Regions from separate parts of the Homo sapiens genome. Here region 1 is linked to region 2. A link is an interaction called in ENCODE POLR2A ChIA-PET data of the cell type or tissue named here. Cell type or tissue: PC-9. All regions are shown on one strand. Links, peaks and the distances in the headings refer to the core of each region. The heading gives the core; the rest is flanking DNA. Region 1 has its middle 92 kb from the start of SH3RF1. Region 2 holds the start of LOC105377527 (a long non-coding RNA gene).

Region 1 (12,128 bases), core at 1,678-9,677, 290 kb before region 2:
GCCTCCCAAGTAGCTGAGACTACAGGTGTGTGCCACCATGCCCAGTTAATTTTTTATTTTCTGTAAAGATAGGGTCTCACTATATTGCCGAAGCTGGTCTTGAACTCCTGGACTCAAGCGATCTTTCTGCTTTGTCCTCCTAAACTGCTGGGATTACAGGCATGAGCCACCACACCCAGCTAAAACACAGAGATTTTTTTAAAATGAGAAAAGAACAGAGCATCAGTGAGCTGTGGGACAGCTTTAGGTGGTCTAATATATGTAAGAATGTAGTTCTCAAAGAATGGGGATAAAGGTAAAGTATGTGATAATAGCTCAATAGCTCATTTCTTTTTAGCACTGAATAATATTCTGTTGTATGAATGTACCATGATTTGTTTATCCATTCACTTGCTGAAAGACCTTCTAGTTTTTTCTAAGTTTAAGCAATTATGAATAAAATTTCTACAAATGTTCATATGTAGGTTTCTGCATGAATAAAATTTCTAATGCTATTTGCTTTTGACATGTCATATGTCTTTTTGTTCCCCTATTTGTCCATTACTTCCTTCTTTTATGTTAAATAGAGATTTTCTGGTTTGTTTTTTTTTTTTTTTTTTGGGACAGTCTTGCTCTATTGCCAGGGTGGAGTGCAGTGGCACAGTCTTTGCTCACTGCAACCTCTGCCTCCCATGTTCAAGTGATTCTCCTGCCTCAACCTCCCCAGTAGCTGGGACTACAGGTGCTCACCACCACGCTCAGCTAATTTTGGTATTTTTAGAAGAGATGGGATTTCACCATGTTGGCCAGGGTGGTTTCAATCTCTTGACCTCGTGATCCACCCACCTCCCAAAGTGCTGGCATTACAGGTGTGAGCCACTGTGCCTGGCCTAAAGAGAGATTTTCTAATACACTGCTTTAATTCCCTTGTCATTTCTTTTTATTATATATTTTTGACTTATATTCCTAGTTGTAGTCCTAGGGATTGCAATTAACATTTTAATTTATAAAAATCTAGTTTGGATGAGTAGCAACATAATTGCAAAAGTATACAAAGACTGTTCCAAAATAGCTTTATTTCTCCCCCCTTCCTTTGTGTGTTATTATCATACAATTACGTATTTATATGTGGTATGCCCATCAACACATATTTAGAATTGTTATTTTATACAGTTATCATTTTAGTAAGGTAGTTATATAAAAGTTACAACCAACAAATACATTTATACTGTCTTTTATATTTACCTATGTAATTTCCTCTGGAGTGATTCTCATGCCTCAGCCACCTGAGAAGTGGGGATTACAGGCATACACCACCAAGCCTGGCTAAATTTTGTATTTTTAGTAAAGATGTGGTTTCACCATGTTGGCCAGGCTGGTCTCGAACTCCTGGTCTCAAGTCATCTGCCCACCTCGGCCTCTCAAAGTGCTGAAATTACAGGCGCGAGCCACTGCACCTGGCCTGAAGGATGGTTTTGCCAGATACAGAATTCTTGGTTAGCAGTATTTTTCTTTCAGTATTTTAATGTCATACCACTGCATTCTGGCCTCCATAATTTCTTTTGTAAGAATCAACTGTTAATCTTATTGAGATTATTTATATGTGATGAATCACTTCTCCCCTGCTGCTTTAAAGATTATTTCTTTGTCTTTAGTTCTCAAAAATTTACTTACGATGTGTGTCAGTGTGGACTGACTTGATTTTATCCTACTTGGAGTTCATTAGGATTCTTGGATGGATAGATTAATAATTTTCATCAAATGAGAAGTTTTTGGCCATTATGTTTTTAAAACTCTTTTGCCTCCTTTTCTTTCTCTTTTCCTTCTGAGACTCTTGTTATGTGTATGTTGTCCCATGGGTCTCTGAGGCTCTGTTCACTTTTTCCTTCATTTTTTTTTCAGTTAAAAATACTGAATAAACAATTTACCAATTTCCAAATGTTCTATTTCTTTATTCTTCCTGCTCAAATCTGGTGAGACTCTCTAGTGAGTTTATCATTTTAGTTATTTTACTTTTCAATGGAAGAGTTTCTATTTAGTTCTTTTTAAAATAATTTCTATCAGTTTATTTACAGTCTCTATTTAAATAACCAGAATTTTCCTATTTTCCTTTAGCTTTTTACACATGGCTGCCTTCAGTTCACTGATATAAAGTCTTTGTCTAGTAAGTCCAATGTCTTGGCTTCCTTGGGTTTTCATTGGTTGATTTCTTTTTTCCCATCATAGGGACCATACTTTCTTTTTTTGTTGTCTCATAATTTTTTGTCAAAAACAGGACATTTAAAATAATATAATGTGGTATCTCTGGAACTCAGATTCTTCTCTCTCCCCGTGGTTTGGTGTTGTTGCTGTTTGTTCAGTGACTTTTCTGAACTAACTCTGTAAAGGGTATATTCATTTTCATGTATGGCCACTGGTTTTTTTGCATGGTTAGCCTAGTGGTCAGCTAATAACGAACAGATTTTCTTAAACACCTAGAGCTAATCAGTCTCCCAGTCTTTGCCTAGGGCTCTAGATGCATATTGGGGTATGACTTCACCACTCAGCCAGGCAGTGGACAACCCTGCCGTCACCTTTATTTCCTACTTGACAGACCCTCAAGGTCACTGAAAGATAAGAGGTTAGGATCTTCTTTAATCTCTGCAGAACATGTTAAAGAAGAGGACACACTTACCAACTACTTTTATGAGAACAGTAGTACCCTGATACCAAAAAAAAAAGAAAAAAAAATTAAAAAGAAAGAAAACTGGCCAGGCACAGTGGCTCACGCCTGTAATCCCAGCACTTTGGGAGGTCGAGGCAGATGGATCACAAGGTCAGGAGTTCAAGACCAGCCTGGCCAATATGGTGAAACCCCACCTCTGCTAAAAATACAAAAATTAGCTTAGTGTGGTGGCACACGCCTGTAGTCTTAGCTACTTGGAAGACTGAGGCAGGAGAGTCACTTGAACCCGTGAGGCAGAGATTGCAGTGAGCCAAGATTATACCACTGCACTCCAGCCTGGGAGACAGAGCAAGACTCCGTCTAAAAAAAAGAACAAGAGAAAACTACAGACATCATTGCAATAATTTTTAACCATATTTTAGCAAATCAAATCCAGCCATATATAAAAAGAATAATAAACCATCTTGGTAGAAAACAACAAGAAAGTCATATTATATTTTAATAGATTCAGGGCCAAGAGCTAATAAATACCGGCAGCCTCTGGAAGCTGGAAAAGGAAACAAATGGCCTCTAGAGCCTCCAGAAGAAACACAGACCTATTGGTGATTTTGGACTTTTGACCTACATAACTGTGAAATGATAAATGAGTGTTGTTTTAAGCCACTAATTTTCTGGTTATTTTGTTACATAGCAGTTAAAAAGATGAGTATAGATTTTGGTACCTGGAATTACGTGCTGACACAACAAATGTCTAAAAATGTGGAATTGGTTTTGAAATCAGACAGTGGGTGGAGGCTGTAAAAATTCTGAGGAGCATGGTAGTAAAAGCCTAGACTGCCTTGAATAGAAGAAGACTGTTAATAGAAATATTCATGTTAAAAATATTGCTGTTGGGAACTCAGAACAATATGAGGAAGATTATAGAGAAATCCTAAACTGCCTTAGAGAAAGCCTCCATCATCATGAGCAAACTATTAATAGAAATCTGGACATTAAGAATGCTTCTGGTGAGGATTTAGAAAAAAAGTGAGGAGCATATTATTGAAACAGGAGGAAGGAAGATTCTTGTTATATGTTAGCAGAATTTTTAGCAAAATTATGTCCTACAGTGATGTTGGAGTACAGAACTCATAAGTAATAAATTTAAATATTTACCTGAGGTAATTTCCAAGCCAAGCAGTGAAGGTGTTTTCTGATTTCTTCTTGCTGCTTATAGTAAAATGTGAGAGAAAAAAAACAGGATTGGAGAAGAACTTTTTTTTTTTTTTTTTTTTGTGACAGAGTCTTGCTCTGTCACCCAGGCTGGAGTGCAGTGGTGTGATCTCAGCTCACTGCAACCTCCACCTACAGGATTCAAGCAGTTCTCCTGCCTTAGCCTCCCAAAGTCGCTGGGACTACAGGCATGTGCTACGATGCCCAGCTAATTTTTTTAAAACATATTTTTAGTAGAAACAGGATGTTGCCATGGTGGCCAAGCTGGTCTCGCACTCCTGGCACCAGGTGATCCACCCATCTCAGTGGATCAAAGTGCTGGGATTACAGGCATGAGCCACTGCACCTGGCTAGGGAAGAATTGTTACATAAAAAGAAAATAGGACTAGATTTAGAAAATTCTGGGGCCTATCCAGATTGCAAAAGACACTAAAATTTAGAAATGTCTCTTGAAAGCATGGCATAGAAAAATAAATGCCAAAAATGTGACTTTACAACTCTTTGCTGGAACCTTGGACTGATCAAAATGGCAAAGTATTTATTCACAAGAGATTAACAGTGTGCCTCATAGTTCTCAATCAAACTGGAAGTCTTCTAGAAAGCCTAAGAGCATTGTCCCTCAGCCGTCATAGTAGAAACAAAATATAGAAAAAGGATTAGCTGGGCGCAGTGGCTCAAGCCTGTAATCCCACCAATTTGGGATGCCCAGATGGAAGGATCACTTGAGCCCAGTAGTTCAAGACCAGTCTGGCCAATATAGGGAGACTTCATTTCTACAAAAAAAAATAAAAAATAAAAATCAAAATAAAATAAAAAGCTGGGCATGGTGGTACATGTCTGTGGTCTCAGCTGCCTGGGAAACTGAGGCAGGAGGCTTGCTTGAGCCTGCAGATCAAGGTTGCAGTGAGCTATGGCCATACCACTGCACACTAGCCTTGGTGACACAGCGAGACACTGTCTCAAAAAAAAAAAAGATTATATCCAAAAGATCTGTGGGTTTAGTTCTTTGAATGGAATAAATCAACTCAAGACCCATATGGTTCTTGAGAATTTCATACCAGCAGAAACACTTACAGCTTGGACCAAAGGGGACAGAGTGTGTACAAAATGAAAGAAGAATATCAGATATCACAAATTCTACAGACAGAAAGCAGTCTGATAAAACTGCTCAGCTGTAAAATAATGACTCATAGGGTGAAACCCAGAGTGCGTCAGCAGGAGCTGAGAGCCTGTATGGCAGGGATGTGGATGATTATTCCCAGTCCATGAAGCCCAATCAAGGAACTTCAGCTAAAATTTGCTCAGCTAGATTTCAAAATTACATTGCTATAGTTTGGATATTTGACACCTCTGAATCTGATGTTGAAATTTTTTTTTTTTTTTTTTTGAGACGGAGTCTTGCTCTGTCACCAGGCTGGAGTGCAGTGGCGTAATCTTGGCTCACTGCAAAGTCCACCTCCTGGGTTCAAGCGATTGTCCCACCTCAGCCTCCCAAGTAGCTAGGACTACAGGCACACGCCACCACACCCAGCTAATTTTTGTATTTTTAGTAGAGATGGGGTTTCACCATGTTGGCCAGGGTGGTTTCAATCTCTTGACCTCATGATCCGCCTGCCTCAGCCTCCCAAAGTGCTGGGATTACAGGTGTGAGCCACTGCACCCGGCCCTGATGTTGAAATTTTATCCCTAATGCTGGAGGTGGGATTTGGTGGGAAGTGTTGGGGTCGTGGGGGCAGGTCCCTCACGAATGACTTGGTGCCACTCTTGTGGTAGTGAGTGAGTTAGTTCCCATGAGAGCTGGTTGTTTAAAAGAGACTGCATCTCCCTTCCCGGCTTGCTTCCTCTCTGGCCATGTGATTTCTGCACATGCAGCTTCCCCCTTTGCCTTTCGCCATAAGTGGGAGCTTCCTGAAGCCCTCATCAGATACGGATGCTGGTGCCATGATTCTTGTACCACCTGCGACACTATGAGCCAAACAAACCTGTTTTCTTTATTAATTTCCCAACCTCAGGTATCCCTTTACAGTAATACAAACAGACTGATATACATTTAACTAGTGACTTAACTGGCATATCTTTAACTTTTTATCCTTCCATTTTTTCCTTTTGATTTTTTAAATTTTTAACTTTTGCGGGTACATAGTATGTGCATATTTTTACAGGGTCCAAGAGATATTTTGATACAAGCAGGCAGTGTGTAATAATCACATCAGAATAAATAGGTATCCATCACCTCAAGCATTCATTCTTTCTTTGTGTTATAAAGAATCACTGTAGTCACCCTGCTGTGCTATCAAATGCTACATTTTATTCACTCTAACTATATTTTTCTACCTGTTAACCATCCACGTTTCCCCCTCAACCACCCCCACCCCCACTCCCCTTCCCAGCCTCTGTTAGCCACCCTTCTACTCTCTATCTCCATGAATTCAGTTGTTTTAGTTAAAATAACTAATTAATTGAAATTGTTTAATTTTAGCTCCCACAAATAAGTGAGAACATACGAAGTTTGTCTGTCTGTGCCTGGCTTATGATGATCCCCAGTTTTATCCATGTTGTTGCAACTGACAGGATCTCGTTCTTTTTTATGTTGGAATAGTACTCCATCGTGTCTATGTGCCACATTTTCTTGATTCATTCATCTGTTGATGGACACTAGATTGCTGACAAATCTTGGCTCTTCTGAACAGTGTTCCAACAAACATGGGCATGCAGATATCCTTTTGACAGACTGATTTCCTTTCCTTTGGGTATATGCCAAGCAGAGAGATTGCTGGATCATATGGTAGCTCTATTTTTAGTTTTCTGAGGAAACTCCAAACTGTTTTCCATAGTGATTGTATTAATTTACTTTCCCACCAACAGCGTATAAGGGTTCCCTTTTTTCCATATCCTTGCCAGCATTTGGTATTGCCTGTCTATTGGATAAAAACCATTTTAACTGGGGTAAAATGATATCTCATTATAATTTTGATTTTTGTTTTTCTGGTAATCAATGATGTTGAGCACCTTTTCATATACCTGTTTGCCATTCGTATGTCTTCTTTTCAGAAATGTCTATTTAGAGCTTGTGCCCATTTTAATTGGATTATTTTCCTATAGAGTTGTTTGTCTTCCTTATATATTCTGGTTATTAATCACTTGTTAGATGGAAAGTTTGCAGATGTTTTCTCCCATTCTGTGGGTTTTCTCTTCACTTTGTTAATTGTTTCCTTTGCTGTGCAGAAGCTTTTTAACTTGCTGTGATTCCATTTGTCCATTCTTTATTTGGTTACCTGTGCATATGGGGTATTACTCAAGACACTCCATTTGTTTGGAAGAAAGTAAGGGAAGAGAACATTAAGGAATCCAGAGAGTTCTTCTGGATCTTATTCAAGACCACCAAGCGGTACCACTATGAATCTGCAAGAACCACAGCATTATTGGGCTTGGAGCCCAAGTCCTTTGGAATATATGGAAAGCCTTCCTAAGAAGAACGGGCACAAACAAGCCCAGATTGTGAAAACTACAATAAATACCTAACTCTTCAATGCCCAGACACCAACAAACATCCGCAAGCATCAAGACCGTCCAGGAAAACATGATCTCACCAAATAAACTAAACAAAGCACCAGGGGCCAATCCTGGAGAGACAGAGATATGTGATCTTTCAAACAGAGAATTGAAAATAGCTGTGTTGAGAAAACTCAAAAAAAATTCAAGATAACACAGAGAAGATATTCAGAATTCTATCAAAGAAATTTAACAAAGAGATTGATATAATTAAAAAGAATCAAGCAGAAATTCTGGAGTTGAGAAATGCAATTGACATACTGAAGAATGCACCAGTCTCTCAAAAGCAGAATTGATCAAGCAGAAGAAACAAGCAGTGAGCTTGAAGACAGGCTGTTTAAAAATACAACCAGAAGAGACAAAAGAAATAAGAATGAAAAAGAATGAAGCATGCCTACAAGATCTAGACAATAGCCGCAAAAGGGCAAATCTAAGAGTTATTGGCCTTAAAGAAGAGGTAGAAAAAAAGATAAGGGTAGAAAGTTTATTCAAAAAGATAACACCAGAGTACTTCCCAAACCTAGACAAAGTATCAATATTCAAGTACAAGAAGGTTATAGAACACAAGCAGGTTTAACCCAAAGAGGACTACCTCAAGGCATGTAATTATCAAACTCCCAAAGATCAAGTATAAAGAAAAGATCCTAAAAGCAGCAAGAGAAAAGAAACAAATAACATACAATGGGGCTTCAATACATCTGGCAGCAGACTCTTCAGTGGAAACCTTACAGGCCAGGAGAGAGTGGCATCATATATTTAAAGTACTGAAGGGAAAAGACTTTTACCCTGGAAGAGTATGTCTGGCAAAAACATCCTTCAAGTATGAAGGAGAAATAAGCATTTTCCCAGACAAACAAAAGCTGCGAGATTTCATCAACACCAGACCTGTCCTACAAGAAATACTAATTGGCATTCTTCAACCTGAAAGAAAAGGACATTAATGAGCAATAAGAAATCATCGGAAGATACAAAACTCACTAGGAATAGTAAGTACACAGAAAAGCACAGAATGTCATAACCCTGTAATTGTGGTGTGTAAACTACTCAAGTAGAAAGACTAAACAATGAGCAAATCAAAAATAATAACTACAACAACCTTTCAAGACATGGACAGTCAATGATACATACAGAGAAATGACAAAAAGTTAAAAATCAGGGGAACAAAGTTAAAGTGTAGCGTTTTGATTGGTTTTCTTTTTGCTTTCAGCCTCAAGAGAGCCTAGGTCGAGAACCCAGTCATGCAATGCCAGACTTCTAACCTACAGAACTATGAGATAATAAATGGATTTTGTTTTACAGTGTTAAATTTGTAGTAATTTGTTATGCAGCAAAAGAGAACTAAGACACTGTAATCGTGTATTAATCTACTTCTCCTTGCAGTCATATCTGGTTATGTTTCATATATTTTGAAATTTTATCATTAGATACAAAAACATTTAAGGATTGTCATGTCTTCTTGATAAATTGGCCCCTTTTTCATTACAAAATGACCCTCTTTATCCTAATATTGTTTGCTCTGATATCTACCTTGTCTAATATTAGTATAGCCACTCCAGCTTTCATTTGGCAAATGTTAGCTGGTATTAATTTTTAATCCTTTTACTTTAGTCTATTTATATATTAATATGTAAAATGGGTTTCTTTTGGGAAGGTCTTCTAGTGATGAATTCTTATGGCTTTCGTATGTCTAAAATATGTTTATTTTGCCTTTTTTTTTTTAAAGATGTTTGTTATGTTTATAGAATTCTTGTTACTAGAGGTTTTTTCTAGGCCTTAAAAAATGTTACTTAGCTGTCTTCTTGTTGCCATTGTTTCAGACAAGAAGTTTGCCATCAGACTGCCTATAAATTGGGCATCTTTTTTCTCTGGCTGCCTTTAAGAATTTGTCTTTATCAGTGATTTTTATTATTTGTCTTAGTGTCATTTTATGCATGTTTCTCGTACTTGGTGTTTGGATCTGTGGGCTCATAGTTTTCATCATATTTGGAAACTTTGTGGCCATTATTTGTTTATTGTGACAAAAAATACTAACATAAAATTTACCATCTTCATCATTTTTAAGTGTTCAGTTCAGTGGCATTAGGTGTGCTCATATTATTGTGTACCATCACCGCCATCCATCTCCAGAACTTTTTTCATCTTCTCAACTGAAACTCCAAATCCCTTAAACAACTTCCCACCCACTCCCAACCCCTAGCAGGAACCATTCTACTTTCTGTTTCTATTAATTGGCTATTATTTCTTTTTTATTTTTATTCCTATGTTTCGAGACAGAGTCTCACTCTGTCACCCAGGCTGGAGTGCAGTGGTGTGATGCTGGCTCACTGCAGCCTCCGCCTCCCTGGTTCAAGAGATTCTCCTGCCTCAGCCTCCCAAGTAGCTGGGATTACAGACGTGCCACCACACCTGGCTAGTTTTTGTATTTTCAGTAGAGAGGGGGTTTCACCACGTTGCCAGGATGGTTTCGATCTCTTGACCTCGTGATCCACCCGCCTCGGCCTCCCAAAGTGCTGGGATTACAGGCGTGAGCCACGGCTCCCAGCCATGAAGTGGCTATTATTTCTTAAAATATTTTTCTTTTCCAATCCCTCTCCCCTCTTTCTGGGACTTCGATTATACATGCATTAGTCCAGTTGAAGCTGGAGCTGTCTGTCTGTGAGGCTCTTTCCTCTCGGATACTTCGTCCTGTGAGATCCGGCCTCTTTGGTCTCTTTAGACTCTCAGATTCATTTCAAGTCAACAAGGCTGCGGGGCCCCACCAGGTTTGCCTTTGTCTGTGATTCAGCATGAAACATTTCTCTGGCCATTAAGCTGAGGCAAATTGTAGGTCTCACTTTGTTCCTATCTTTTGGTGATCATCATCCTCTATTACCTCATGTCCAGTGTCTGAAAATCATTGTTTCATATGTTTTATCCAATTATTAGTTGTTTTATGCAAGAGGGTATATCCAATCCCTGTTACCACTGCTTGGTTAAACCTGTAGTTTCCTGACTTTTGAATTTGGATGCTTAGTTCATTAATCTTAAGTCTCCCTGTTTTCTATTAAATCCTACAAGGATATGCATTTCCAAGTACTCCTGTAGTTGCTTTCTTCAAGTTTTGTATTATTTTTGTTATTGTTCAACTTTTATTGTTTTCCAACTTCCCTTTTGATTTCTTCTTTGACCTATGTATTATATACAATTGTGTTTTTAAGTTTCCAAACTTTTTTTGGACTATTTTATTTTGTTATGCTATGGTCAAATAATACAGTCTATATCGAGGGGTTGGCAAAATTTTTCAATAAAGATCCCAATAGCATATAATTTTCTCTGTTGCTGTTATTTAGCTCTGCCACTGCAGTGCAAAACCAGTCACAGATAATGCATAAACACACGGGCATGACTTGTTCCAATAAAACTTTATCTATAAAAACAGATGGCAAGCTGGGTTTGGCCTACACAGCATAGTTTGCTGATTTTTTTTTTATATGATACCAGTTAGTTAAAATTTGTTGAGATATACTTTTTCCTAAAAGAATGTGCATTCTGAAGAAGTGGAATCAATGTTCTACATACTCATTAATAATTCTTTTTTTTTGAGACAGGATTTTACTCTGTCACACAGGCTGGAGTCCAGTGGCAAAATCATGACTCACTGCAGTCTCAAACTCCTAGACTCAAGCAGTCCTCCCACCTCAGCCTCTCAGGTAGCTGGGTCTACAGGTGTACATGACCATGTTCAGCTAACTTTTAAATTTTTGTAGAGACAGAGTCTTGCTTTGCTTCCCAGCCTAGTCTCGAACTCCAGACCTCAAGCAATCCTCCCACCTCAGCCTCACAAAGTGCTGGGATTACAGGCGTGAGCCACTGTGCCTGGCCTCTGTTGGTAAACTTTCAATTTAGTATTATTCAACTGTTATTTATAGAATTTTATTGACTTTCCATCAATTGCAGAGAAATATATGTCCAAATAGCCCATTATGATAATAAACTTATGCATTTTTCCTTGTAGCTTTGTCCATTATTGCTTTATATATTTTGAAGCAATCTTTCTTTCTTTCTTTTTTTTTTTTTTTTTTTGAGATGGAGTCTCGCTCTTGTTGTCCAGGCTGGAGTGCAATGGTGCAATTTCGGCTCACTGCAACCCCCGCCTCCTGGGTTCAAGTGATTCTCCTACCTCAGGCTCCTGAGTGGTTGGGATTACAGGCATCCCCCACCATGCCCAGCTAATTTTTGTATTTTTAGTAGAGATGGGGTTTCACCATGTTGGCCAGGCTGGTCTTGAACTCCTGACCTCAGGTGATCCACCCACCTCGGCCTCCCAAAGTGCTGGGATTACAGGAGTGAGCCACCGTGCCTTCTTATTAGGCTATATATCATTTTTATAAATTGAAACTTTTATAATATAGTAATTTTATTTTTATAAGGCAAAAGGCATATCTAGACTTAAAGAACATGAGTTAACTGTAATGTAAAAAGCATTTCTAGAGTTAATTCTTCCATCAGTGTTGACTCATTGGTGTGTTGGAACTGCCTCATTCCAACCTGTGAGATCTGATTATTAAATATTCAGGACTTTCATGAACTTGTTGTAAAACCATTGATAATCTAACCTCAAACATGATGAGAATAATTACAATATAGTGTTTTGCAAATACTACAAATCAGGGCTTTAATTTTTTTTTTTTTCTCAAAGCCAGTTTACCAGCATACCACTGAATCTAAGCTATTCTGTAAA
Region 2 (12,128 bases), core at 2,423-10,422:
ATGACACAAAGTCCATTTCTGGTAGGGTGCTACTTTAAAAGGCACCCGTCACACACATGCCTCAAGCCCATCTGAAATTATCCAGGGTGCTGGCCTTTCTCTACCTATGCAGCTGCCCTCCTGGAAGCCTGGGTTGAGAGAGATGCGACTCGTTCAGCAGCCCGTCTATGCTCAGGGTAAGCCCGAGCACGTCAGCGAAGTCTCCCTGGCATGGGATCCGGCATCCGGGAAGCTAAGAGGCATCAGTGGGGCAAGCTGGGATGGTTCCAATGGCCCATGGCCTCCTCTCAGCTTTACCCCACCTCACCCCAACCAGAGAGATCAGTAGGCTCCTTCTGAGGGTGCCTCCTTTCTCAAAGGCAGGATTCTTCCCTCCAGTGCAATGGATCATGACCTGGCTGGTCCTTCTTTCTCTCTGATCTTGGCCTCAATCTAAGTTTCAGTCAAGTGAATGACATTATCCCTTACCTACTAGGAATTAAATAGGTTTTAAAGTACACACAGACACACACACACTTTGGAATATTTATATCAAAATGTATGTTTTTTAGGCCAGGTGTGGTGGCTCACGCCTGTAATCTCAGCACTTTGGGATGCCAAGGTGGGCAGATTGCTTGAGCCCAGGCATTCAAGACCAGGTTGGGCAACATGGTGAAAACCTGTCTCTGCAAAAAATACAAAATTTAGCCTGGCGTGGTGGCACACACTTATAGTCCTAGCTACTTGGGAGGCTGAGGCAGGAGGATCACTTGAGCCCTGGAGGTTGAGGCTGCAGTGAACCGTGATCGCAGTACTGTACTCCAGCCTGGGCAACAGAGTGAGACCCCATCTCAAAATATATATGTATATATGGTTTTTTAAACCAGGTTTCTTGAGATCATTTCATTGGGAATTTAGAAGAAAAAGAGGCATTCTGGGCGTGATGTATGGAGAATTCTTCTGGAGCGCTTCATGGAACCCAGCCTCTGAAGCAGAAGAAACAACTGAGTTCCACCAAGGAGCCCTGGTCACTTCACGGTGTCTTAACTTCTCCACATCTTGGAGTCACTTAACACTTCCAGGACACCAAACAGTCTAACAACTTAGTTCTCATGAAAGAATGCTGCTGGGTTGAATTGAAAAGCAGGCAGAGTTAGAGAATGTGCCTTCTACAAAGTAGCCATCTCAGAGAGACTTGTTTGAGTGAATAGAAAAATGAAACCTTTAGTTAAAGCAACTGAGTATTGAACATACGCATGCTTTAGAACTAAAAAATAGGCCGGGCACAGTGGCTCATGCCTATAATTCTAGCACTTTGGGAGGCCAAGGCTGGCAGATCACTTGAGCTCAGGAGTTCGAGACCAGCCTGGCCACATGGTGAGGCCCTGTTTCTACTAAAAGTACAAAAATTAGCTGGGCGTGGTGGTGCATGCCTGTAATCCCAGCTACTCAGGAGGCTGAGGCAGAAGAATCGCTTGAACCCTGGAGCTAGAGGTTGCAGTGAGCTGAGATCGCGCCATTACACTCCAGCCTGTTATCCCAGAACTTTGGGAGTTATCCCAGAACTTTGGGGGACAGAGCAAGATTCCGTTTCAAAAAAAATAATTATGATTTTAAGACTTGTGCTTTTTAAAAAACAATTTGGAATAATATTGCAATGCTTTTTTGTTTGTTTGTTTGTTTGTTTTTGAGATGGAGTTTCGCTCTTGTTGCCCAGGCTGGAGTGCAATGGCGCGATCTTGGCTCACCGCAAACTCCGCCTCCAGGTTCAAGTGATTCTCCTGCTTCAGCCTCCTGAGTAACTGGGATTACAGGCATGTGCCACCATGCCCGTCTAATTTTGTATTTTTAGTAGAGACAGGGTTTCTCCATGTTGGTCAGACTGGTCTCAAACTCCTGACCTCAGGTGATTTGCCCACCTCAGCCTCCCAAAGGGCTGGGATTACAGGCGTGAGCCACTGCGCCCGGCCTGCAATCCTTATTTAATTTTAATTTTTTGTGGAGACAAGGTCTCACTATGTGGCTCAGGCTGGTCTTGAAATCCTGGGGCTCAAGCGATCCGCCTGTTTTGACCTCCCAAAGTTCTAGCATAACATGTGTGAGCCACCACATCTGGCCTGCAATGCTTTTTTTGGCCAATTATAAGTTAGCTATATTAAATGAGACTAACAGTGATGTTTAATGATACTAAATAAGACCTGGATAATATAAACCACCTTTTATGTGATCATTAATATTTTTTATGGTAGGCTGTAAGTGTACAGTGACAGAAATGAGGTTCAAAAGCCAAGCAGGTATGCCTGGGATAAGTTATAGCCTTTTGTTAGCTTTATGCCACTAGCATTCATAAGGCACATACTATATTCAAGGACAGCGCTATGGTGTGAGTGTTTGCATCCCTCCAAAATTCACATGTTGAAATCTTCTTTTTTTTTTCTTTTTCTTTCCTTGTTTTTTTTTTTTTTTTTTGGCAGGTAACCTTCTGAGCTAGAGTAGGCTCAGAGACTCCCTCATCTGTTGAAATCGAATCTCCAATGTTTTGCCTTTAAGAGGTGGGGCTGTTGGGTCATGAGGGCAGAACCCTCGTGAATGGGAATAATCCCGCCATAAAAGAGGCCTGAGGGAGTTTGCTTGCCCCTTTCCTCCTTCCACCATGTGAGAATGCAGCAAGAAGGTGCCCTGTATGAAGCAGAGGGCCCTCACCAGGCACCGAATCCGGTGGCACCTTGATGTTGAACTTCTCGGCCTTCAGAACTGTGAGCAATAAAATTCCGCACTTTTTTTCTTTTTGAGATTGAGTCTCGCTCTGTCATCCAGGCTGGAGTGCAGTGGTGCAGTCTCCGACTCACTGCAACCTCCGCCTCCCAGGTTCAAACTATTCTCCTGCTTCAGCCTCCAGATTAGCTGGGATTGCAAACTCCACCTCCCAGGTTCAAACTATTCTCCAGCTTCAGCCTCCAGAGTAGCTGGGATTACAGGCACCTGCCACCACACCCAGCTAATTTCTGTATTTTTAGTAGAGATGGGGTTTCACCATGTTGGCCAGGCTGATCTTGAACTGCTGACCTCAAGTGATCTGCCCACCTCAGGCTCCCAAAGTGCTGGGATTATAGGGGTGAGCCACCGCGCCCGGCCACATTCTGCTTTTTATAAATTACCCAGTCTAAGGTATTTTGTTACAGCAGCCCAAATGGACTAAGACAGTGTATTTAGACTGGAGGGCATGGGGTTTGGGTTTAGATATTTGAAATTGCAGAGAGATGGGCTATGCCTCGCCTTTGTCTGCAGGTCTAGGACAGGTTCTGAGGAATGTCTGTAGTGTCAACTGGACAATGCAATATTCAAACATAACACAGAAAATGGAATTCCTTAACTCTTGCTCTGCTTCTGTCTTCTCAAAAAAGAACATTTTTCAAATCAAAAAGAACAAATCAAACCTATGAGGAGATGGTATGAGAATATTTTCATAGTAAAGAAAATGGAAAGAATTTGTGGAGGTGATTGGGAAATCTTTTGGATGATCTCTAGGAATTATGAAAAATAACCGAGCCACAGAGATGGGAAATACGTAATTCTAATTTTCAAAAAGAAAAAGAAGGTGGGTTCTATGACCTATAGATCAGTAAGCTTGAGATTGATTCTTGGTGAGAGTGTTGAAGAGAATGCTAGAAGGTGGTTTCTGAGCTCTTAGAAACCAGCAGGCAGTGATTATAGTCAGCCCCATGTCACTAAAAGCAAATTGTGTTAGCCTGATTCCATCTCCTTTTCTGATAGGATTACTCCACTGGCAAACTTAGAGATACAAGATGGATATGGTCCCTCTACACTTCAGAAAGGAAACTGACATAGTTGCTTGGGTGCCCTGGGGATAAGGTACAGAGGCAGAGTATCACTCGCAGCTTTTAGGTCACAAAGAACAGAAACAAATTCTAGTGAGTTTAAACAGAAAAGGGATTTTATTCAAGGATATAGGGAAGTTTACCAGCTGTCCAGAAGGGCCAGACAATCAGGCTCAGATATCCTACATCTGATGTGATTTATGGATTTTTGGATGCAGAGCCGCATCCACAATCACAGCCCTGGTCTTTGGAGGGCATGACAGCTTGTCAACATCGGCATGAACACCAAGGTTTGCCCTGCTGACACGGCTAACACTAACCCTGGTGTCCTGAAAAGGGTATAAAGCTGTCCCCATCCTCTGCCAAAACAGAGTCCTTAAAGTCCCAACGTTTTTGCCTCTCCAGCTCCTGAGTCAAAGTTCAGCCCAATGCCTCTGTTTGGTGGAGCCCAGATCATATGCCCACACCTTAGCTATGGAGGGAGCTGGGAAAGCCAGATGCTGACCTGTTTCACTTCTCATGGGAGGAGGTGGTCTCTGCCTTCTGACAGACTCGCAAAGTAGGGAATTCTCCCACGCAGAAAGTGGGGTCAGATGATGAGCTGCCGTAAAGAATGGCTAATGTTGTCCTCACAGGGGTTGAGGGATAGGGTAATTGTGCTGGTTTTTAACGGGTTGAAGGATCATAGCCAAAGCTTGCTAATTAATTGATTCTTTTTAATCCAGAGGACTGGTTTTATTGGAATACCACAGAACTCTGCATTATCGTGCCACATGAGGGTTTTTTGTTGTTGTTGTGTTTTTTTGTTTTTGTTTTTGTTTTATCAGTGGCTTGGCCAAAGACCAAAAATAAACTTGTTGTATTTGCAGGTGACACAGAGAATGAGTGGAATACTAATACATTGAAGGGCAAAATCAAAACCCCAGAAGATCTCTAAAAGTCTGAATGAATCAGCCCATATTACAAGATAAAGTCCATAATGGTAAACGGAAGGCTCTGGTCTTGGTTTACAAAATCCAACCACTCAAATATGTAGTTGCTGGTAAGAAAAAAAGCCATAATTTCATGTGGTTGCCAAGAAAGCTCATTAAATCCTTGGCTGCATTAATAGATGTATGGTATTTCCAACAAAGCCTTCTGCCTCATTCTGCACTGGAGAGACCACAGCTGAGCCCTGTGCCAAGCTATGTGCACCACAGTTTTCAAAGGGCTCGACGAGTTGGAGGCTGTTCAGAGGGGAGCAGCGGGGTGGTAGACACTCTCAGCCCCTTCGTAGAGGAAGAATGATACCACCGCAGGAGCTCGGCCATGAAGAAGGGCCATGGGGGGAGTGATGACATAGTGGTCACCAATTTTCTACAGAGCTTTCACATGGAAGATGGGTACGATTTATCCCACGGGGTGTCAAGGCATGAAATTAGGTACAATTGATGTAAATTATAGGGAATCTTCAGTCTAAGAAAGGGTTTCCACTGGAGCAACCCAAAAGTGGATGAGTCTATGTTGGGAGGGAGCAAGTTACCTCCCTGTCACTGAAGACGTTCAGATTCGAGACTGGATGGCCAGCATCCAGGGGTGCTGTCAAGGGGCCTCAAGCTATGTTTAGTCTAAACGAACTTTCAGCCTTAAGAGTATATTTTTTTTAATGAAAACATAAGGCATTACAAAGGAGAGATGAGCCAGGTGTGGTGGCATATGCCTATGGTCTCAGCTACTCGGGAGGTGAGGTGGGAGGATCTTTTGAGCCTAGAAGATAGAGGTTGCAGTGAGCCATGATTGCACCACTGCCTGGGTGACAGAGTGAGACCCTGTCTCTAATGTTAAAAGAAAAACCACAGAGACGTTTAACTTAACAGAGTTTAATTGAGCAAAAAATTATTTGTGAATAGGGCAGCCCCTGGACCAGAATGGGTTCAGAGAAGCTCCAGCTTAGGCACATGGTGGAGGAAGATTTACGGACAGAAAAAGGAAAGGGATGTACAGGAAACAGAAGCGAGGCACAGAAAGAGCCAGGCTGGTTACTGCTGGATGATTGCCTTGTTTGTTCATGGTTTGAAGAACTGCCCGCCTTTGGCCGGAACTGGGTGATTGACACAAGAGTAGGCAGCCGTGTGTTTACACACCCTGTCAGGTGACAGTGCACTATGCATGAGCACAGCTTTAGGCAGAATGTAAACTATAAGGAGGCAGCATTGGGCTAAACTTAATTTTACACTAAATAAAGTCTAAAAAATTTAAAAGCATTTTTAAAGGTAATAGAAGTTAGCTGTGATGTGCATGTGAACATTTAAACTACATTTTTCGTTTTTTTTTTAAAAAGGAAGTTTTGTGGCCATGGGGATGCTGACAAAGATTGCTTGGGATGCACACAAGGCAGCGGCGAAGCCTGAGGGGTGCTGCCAGGCCGGGCTCTCCACTGGCCACGGTAAGAATCTTCCTGGGCCTGTTTGTTTTGGCCTCTGTGAGCATGGGCCACAATCACGGGGAAATGAATTGCTAGGAAGTCAATTCCTCTCTGAAGGAAGGACTCCAAAGAGAGCTGAGGCTGCCGTGTTTTCTGGCCGCCCACACAAGCCAACAAGCTATTCCCTGGGGGCAACCACTAATCTCTAACCAGACAACCGGTAATCTCTTATTCATTCTCCGTTGAATTCTTGGGCTACACTCAATTTATAATAGAACTTAAAGAATGTCCTCATTTTATCTAGAGGGTTTGTAATGCCTTTATTTCGATTCCTCATGAATCATTATAGTCATGGATACCTGTGAACCACAGCTTCCTTGTAGAGAGGGGAGAGGGGAATAAGTGAAATTACTCCGGAGAAAACAAACAAGGACGTTTAGCTCCAGGGCATGTGGAGAGCCACAGTCTGAGTCTCTCACTCGCATACCAGGAGATAAATAATTCAGAGGCCTAACAAAGGGAGGCGGAGTAGTCAAACTGGTTGAACACCTGGTCGGCTGCACCCAGCTAAACAGGGCTGGTGTCTGTGAGGGCTTCCTAATCATTGTGGATGACATTTAAAGACAACACTCATAGCAAATATTGCATTAGAATTTTCTGCTTCCAAGATACCAGTCAGAGTAAGGGTGGGAGAGAAATGAGGGAAAGAACAGATACCCTACTACTTATCAGATTGCCTTAGAGTACACATCATGAAAGTAATTATGATTTTCTTTTTGAGATGGAGTCTTGCTCTGTCTCCCAGGCTGGAGTGCAATGGCATGATCTCAGCTCACTGCAACCTCCATCTCCCAGGTTCAAGTGATTCTCCTGCCTCAGCCTCCTGAGTAGCTGGGACTACAGGCACCCGCCACCACGCTTGCCTAATTTTTGTATTTTTAGTAGAGAAGGGGTTTCATCACGTTGGCCAGGCTAGTCTCAAACTCCTGACCTCAGGTGATCCACCCACCTCAGCCTCCCAAAGTGTTGGGATTAAAGGTGTGAGCCACCACACCTGGCCTAATTATGATTTTTAAGATGACAACAGGGCTATCAATGTTCATGTCTTTGTGTCCTCTATAAGAGATCAATGTATCTCTTGCCTGAATACTTCCCCAGATTAGATTTCTGGAAGCTCAAAGTAGTGCTGATTGCTGTCTGGTCCTGGTCTTGCAATCACACCCCACCAAATGTAGGCAAATTGTCAGTGTACAAGGCTGCCTCTGTGGTGGGAACATTTTGGGAACATAAAAGGGAGGCAGGGATTTCTCTTTTTTTTCGAGACAGAGTCTCACTTTGTCACCCAGGCCGGAGTGCAGTGGCATGATCTCAGCTCACTGCAACCTCCACCTCCCGGGTTCGAGTGATTCTCCTGCCTTAGCCTCCTGAGTAGCTGGGACTATAGGCGCCCACCACCACGCCCAGCTAATTTTTGTATTTTTAATAGAGACGGGGGTTTCACCATGTTGGCCAGGATGGTCTTGATCTCTTGACCTCGTGATCTGCCCACTTTGGCCTCCCAAAGTGTTGGGATTACAGGCATGAGCCACCGCACCCGGCCTGAGGGCAGGTATTTCTAATGTGTAGTGGGTTTCAAGTTTACAGTGACATCTCAGAGCTGCAAAAATGAAACATTATTTCTCTATAACTGTACTCAATTTACTTATGAAGTAGTGGAAAACTCTTCATCTTGGCACTTTAGGATAACTGACACCCTTCTGGTTTCAAAGCTTCTTTAGGGTAATTCCTCAGTCAATCCAGGATTTTAATTCCATCAGGGCCACACTCCCTCATCTCCTCCTCTGGATGAGCCCCAGGTCTGTCCCATGCTTCCTGTTCTCCGGCCCCCCTTGGCCTTGGAGACATCTTGTTGCCTTGGTGGTGCGTGTCAGTCTTGGTCACTGTTGCCTTCACCATTGACCCAGTTTGTCAGCTGCTCTTAGGCAACAAAAGGAGAGGTGGCTGTTCCCTGCCGGCCAGGCCCCGTCACTGCAGTGGCAGTGCTGCTCTGGCCAAGGCTTCATTCTCTGCCACCTTCCTCACCCTCACCAGGCGCTACGGGCTCTTCCCCTGATTTCCCCACACAGGAAGGAAGTAGGGGAGACTCAGGTGGGGCGGTTCTTGGAGGCCCATTTTCAGTCCAGGTCTGCCCTGCCTGCCTTTCCGCTCTGCTTCTCTCCCCTCTCATGTTCTTGTGGTGCTGGAAGCAAGGGTTTTAGAGCAAACAAGGGCCACGTCCCTTCTGCCCTTACCCCTGTACTCTCTGTCCCCTGCCAGTGAAATGTCGGCTAAGGAGGCAGAGCCACCGCCCCCTTGGGAACAAGCACACCTCTGTCTGTATCTCTTACAACTCTTCTCTCCTCCCCCATTTCTGCTCCCCAGTTCCCTGGGTGCTGAGTCAGGAAAGCCTTTATTTCCCCCCCCTCCCCCAGTAAGCTTTTGCAGTGCCAGGAAAGCTATTTTTTTAATGCTTATTAAAAAAATTTTTTTTTCGAGACAGAGTCTCATTCTGTCGCACAGGCTGGAGTGCAGTGACGCAATCTCGGCTCACTGCAACCTCCATCTCCCAGGTTCACGCCATTCTCCTGCCTCAGCCTTCTGAGTAGCTGGGACTACAGGCGCCCGCCACCACGCCCGGCTAATTTTTTTTTGTATTTTTAGTAGAGACGGGGTTTTACCATGTTAGCCAGGATGGTTTCGATCTCCTGACCTCATGATCCTCCCACCTCGGCCTCCCAAAGTGCTGGGATTACAGGCGTGAGCCACCGTGCCCGGCCCCGGCTAATTTTTTTGTATTTTTCGTAGAGACGGGGTTTCACTGTGTTAGACAGGATGGTCTCAATCTCCTGACCTCGTGATCCGCCTACCTTGGCCTCCCAAAGTGCTGGGATTACAGGCATGAGCCACTGCGCCCGGCCAAAAAATTTTTTTTGTTTAAGGAATAGGGTCTTGCTATGCTCAGGCTGGCCTCGATCTCCTGGGCTCAAGCAATCCTCCTGCCTCAGCCTCCTAAGTAGCTGGCAATACAGATGTGTGCCACCATGCCTGGGCAGCAATTTGTATTGCTTTCTTTTATGGTGGAGAAATGACCTTGTGCCATGAGCTGCATCCTTTAGAGCAGGGTGTCCAATCTTTTGGCTTTCCTGGGCCACATTGGAAGAAGAATCGTCTTGGGCCACATATAAAATATGCTAACACTAATGATAGCTAATGAGCTAAAAAAAAAAAAAATTCAAAAAGTCTCATAATGTTTTAAGAAAGTTTATGAATTTGTGTTGGGCTGCATTCAAAGCCATCCTGGCCACAGATTGGACAAGTTGCTTTATCGTAACACCTATAAATGCTATGCTCTGTCCCCCAAGCTTTTACTATCATCTTGCTTATTTATGCCTAGTGTTCCATTATTGGAACGGTAAGCATGTGGGAGTTATTTATATCCTACTGCTCAAGGCATTTCCAAGGTCTGATTTTTCAAATTAAAAAAATTGCCACCTCAGCCATAAATGGGTTAAAACTAAGCCATTTTGAAATTCAGAACAAAACTGCCTCTCTCTCACATGACTAGCTCTTTCAAGCGACTGTGGCTTCAGATATTGTGAATTATCCATCCGCTCAGCACCTCCTGGCTGCTTTGTTCTCGCTGTTTTCACTTTCTCCTGAAGTAATGAATGCCATTGAGCCAATGGGGGCAGAGTCAATAACTTTGAAGAAAAAGAACCTCAGTTTAAAATTTCAAAATATTATTTTTAATTTTTGATAACTTATATGCCTTCACTCCAAATAAATGAAGATCAAAATATGTGAATAAAATTCAAGATGACAGGCCGGGTGTGATGGCTCACATCTGTAATCCCAGCACTTTGGGAGGCTGAGGCAGGCAGATCATGAGGTCAGGAGTTCGAGACTAGCCTGGCCAACATAGTAAAACCCCATTTCTACTAAAAATACAAAAATTAGCCAGAGTGATGGCACATGCCTGTAGTCCCAGCTACTCAGGAGGCTGAGGTGGGAGAATCGCTTGAACTCGGGAGGCAGAGGTTGCAGTGAGCCGAGACCATGCCATTGCACTCCAGCCTGGGTGACAAAAAAAAAAAAATCAAGATGACATCACTCTAGTTTGTCCCAATCCTGGTGTAGCTTGAGTAAGGAAAAGCAGATGCCCTCGTTATAGGTCTAAGTCTCGCACCAAGGTTGCTCATGTTTCTGTTTTTAAACCTTCCACAAAGAAAATCACATGTAGGTCACACTGTCCTCACTAATATCTGGTGGAGCCTCATATCATCTGGATTCCTGTTTTCACCTATAAGAACTGATAGTTTTGTTTGTTTGTTTTTGTTTTTGAGACGGGGTCTTGCTCTGTTGCCTAGGCAGGAGAAGTGCAGTGGTGTGATCATAGTTTACTGCAGCCTTGACCTCCTGGGCTCAGGCGAACCTCCCACCTCAGCATCTTGAGTAGCTGGGACTACAGGCATGCGCCATCATGCCCAGCTAATTTTTTGTATTTTCAGTAGAGACAGGGTTTTGCCATGTTGCCCAGCCTGGTCTTGAGCCCCAGGGCTCAAGGGATCCACCCACCTCAGCCTCCTAAAGTGCGGGGATTACAGGCATGAGCCACCTCATCTGGCAGAACTACTTTTTTTTTTTTTTTGAGATGAAGTTTTGCTCTTGTCGCCCAGGCTGGAGTGCGGTGGCACGATCTCAGTTCATTGCAACCTCCGCCTCCCAGGTTCAAGTGATTCTCCTGTCTCAGCCTCTCGAGTAACTAGGATTACAGGTGTGCACCACCACGCGCCTGGCTAATTTTTGTATTTTTAGTAGAGACGGGGTTTTTGCCATTTTGGCCAGGCTGCTCTCAAACTCCTGACCTCAGATGATCTGCAAGCCTCGGCCTCCCAAAGTGCTGGGATTACCGTGAGCCACTGTGCCTGGCCCAGTGGAAATGATTTTTAATGAGGCAGAGGGAGCAGCGTTTGATTCACACACATTTAGTGTATACTGTTTTCAACAGTTTACCACATGCTGCAGGGGGCAGAGGTGGATCCAGGTTTTGGGAGGCCTGAAGCTTACAGAATCTGGGCGCCCTTTTTAAGTAGAAGAATACAAAGTTATGTAGATAAATAGTTATCACATAATGAGCAAAGAATGTACAGCAAATCACATTATCAAAAGCTAACAAATCACACAAAATCATAAAACTCCAAAAAGTACATAATATTTTATTAACCACTTGCTATACTTTTTTTTTTTTTTTTTTTTTTTGAGACAGAGTCTCACTCTGTTGCCCAGGCTGGAGTGCAGTGGCTCGATCTCGGCTCACTGCAACCTCTGCCTCCCAGGTTCAAGAGATACTCCAGCCTCAGCCTCCTGTAGCTGGGATTACAGGCATGAGCCACTGCGCCTGGCCCACTTGCTATACTTCTATCGTACTCCCCTACCCCTTGTATTTTTTGGCTGTGTATTCTTAGGTGACCTTTTGAGAGAAAACAATTTTATAATTTCATTTTCTCTAAAGAGAATAGAATCATTCAGTTTTTCTTCTAGCATGGTGGATTGCAATGTACTTATACATAGTTTGAAAGTTTTGTTTGGTAATGTCATTTAAAACTTTCTTTTTTTTTTCTTTTTTTTTTTGAGACCGAGTCTCACTCTATTGCCCAGGCTGGAGTGCAGTGGTATGATCTCGGCTCACTGCACCCTCCGCCTCCTGGGTTCCAGTGATTCTCCTGCGTTAGCCTCCCAAGTAGCTGGGATAATATATGTGTGCCACAACACCCGGCTACTTTTTGTACTTTTAGTAGAGATAGGCGTTTCACCATGTTGGCCAAGCTGGTCTCGAACTCCTGAGCTCAGGTGATTGCCCACCTCAG

Evidence for each region. ChIA-PET counts read pairs that join two places held together with the same protein. Peaks named below come from ENCODE experiments on the same cell type or tissue, not always from the same donor. Only the 100,000 strongest peaks of a DNase experiment are listed, where the experiment ranks them.
Region 1: POLR2A ChIA-PET joins it to region 2 with 22 read pairs; 3 of 35 experiments call an interaction of 5 or more read pairs at or near these places.

The regions. Positions count from the first base shown.
Region 1 is chr4:169,356,429-169,368,556 of GRCh38, reverse strand. No RefSeq gene overlaps it. Among named protein-coding and RNA genes, the nearest start is that of SH3RF1, 92 kb to the right of the region's middle. In PC-9, for the core only: no CTCF peak of the experiment used is centred there; a DNase peak (open chromatin) is centred at 5,096; H3K27ac peaks cover 1,164 bases.
Region 2 is chr4:169,064,760-169,076,887 of GRCh38, reverse strand. It overlaps LOC105377527 (a long non-coding RNA gene), which reads left to right and starts at 2,615. Exons shown (of 5, transcript XR_939429.3): 1 at 2,615-2,735; 2 at 4,688-4,860; 3 at 6,139-6,243. RefSeq lists enhancers at 2,355-2,854, 6,084-7,038. In PC-9, for the core only: no CTCF peak of the experiment used is centred there; DNase peaks (open chromatin) are centred at 5,907 and 6,617; H3K4me3 peaks cover 1,497 bases; H3K27ac peaks cover 3,296 bases.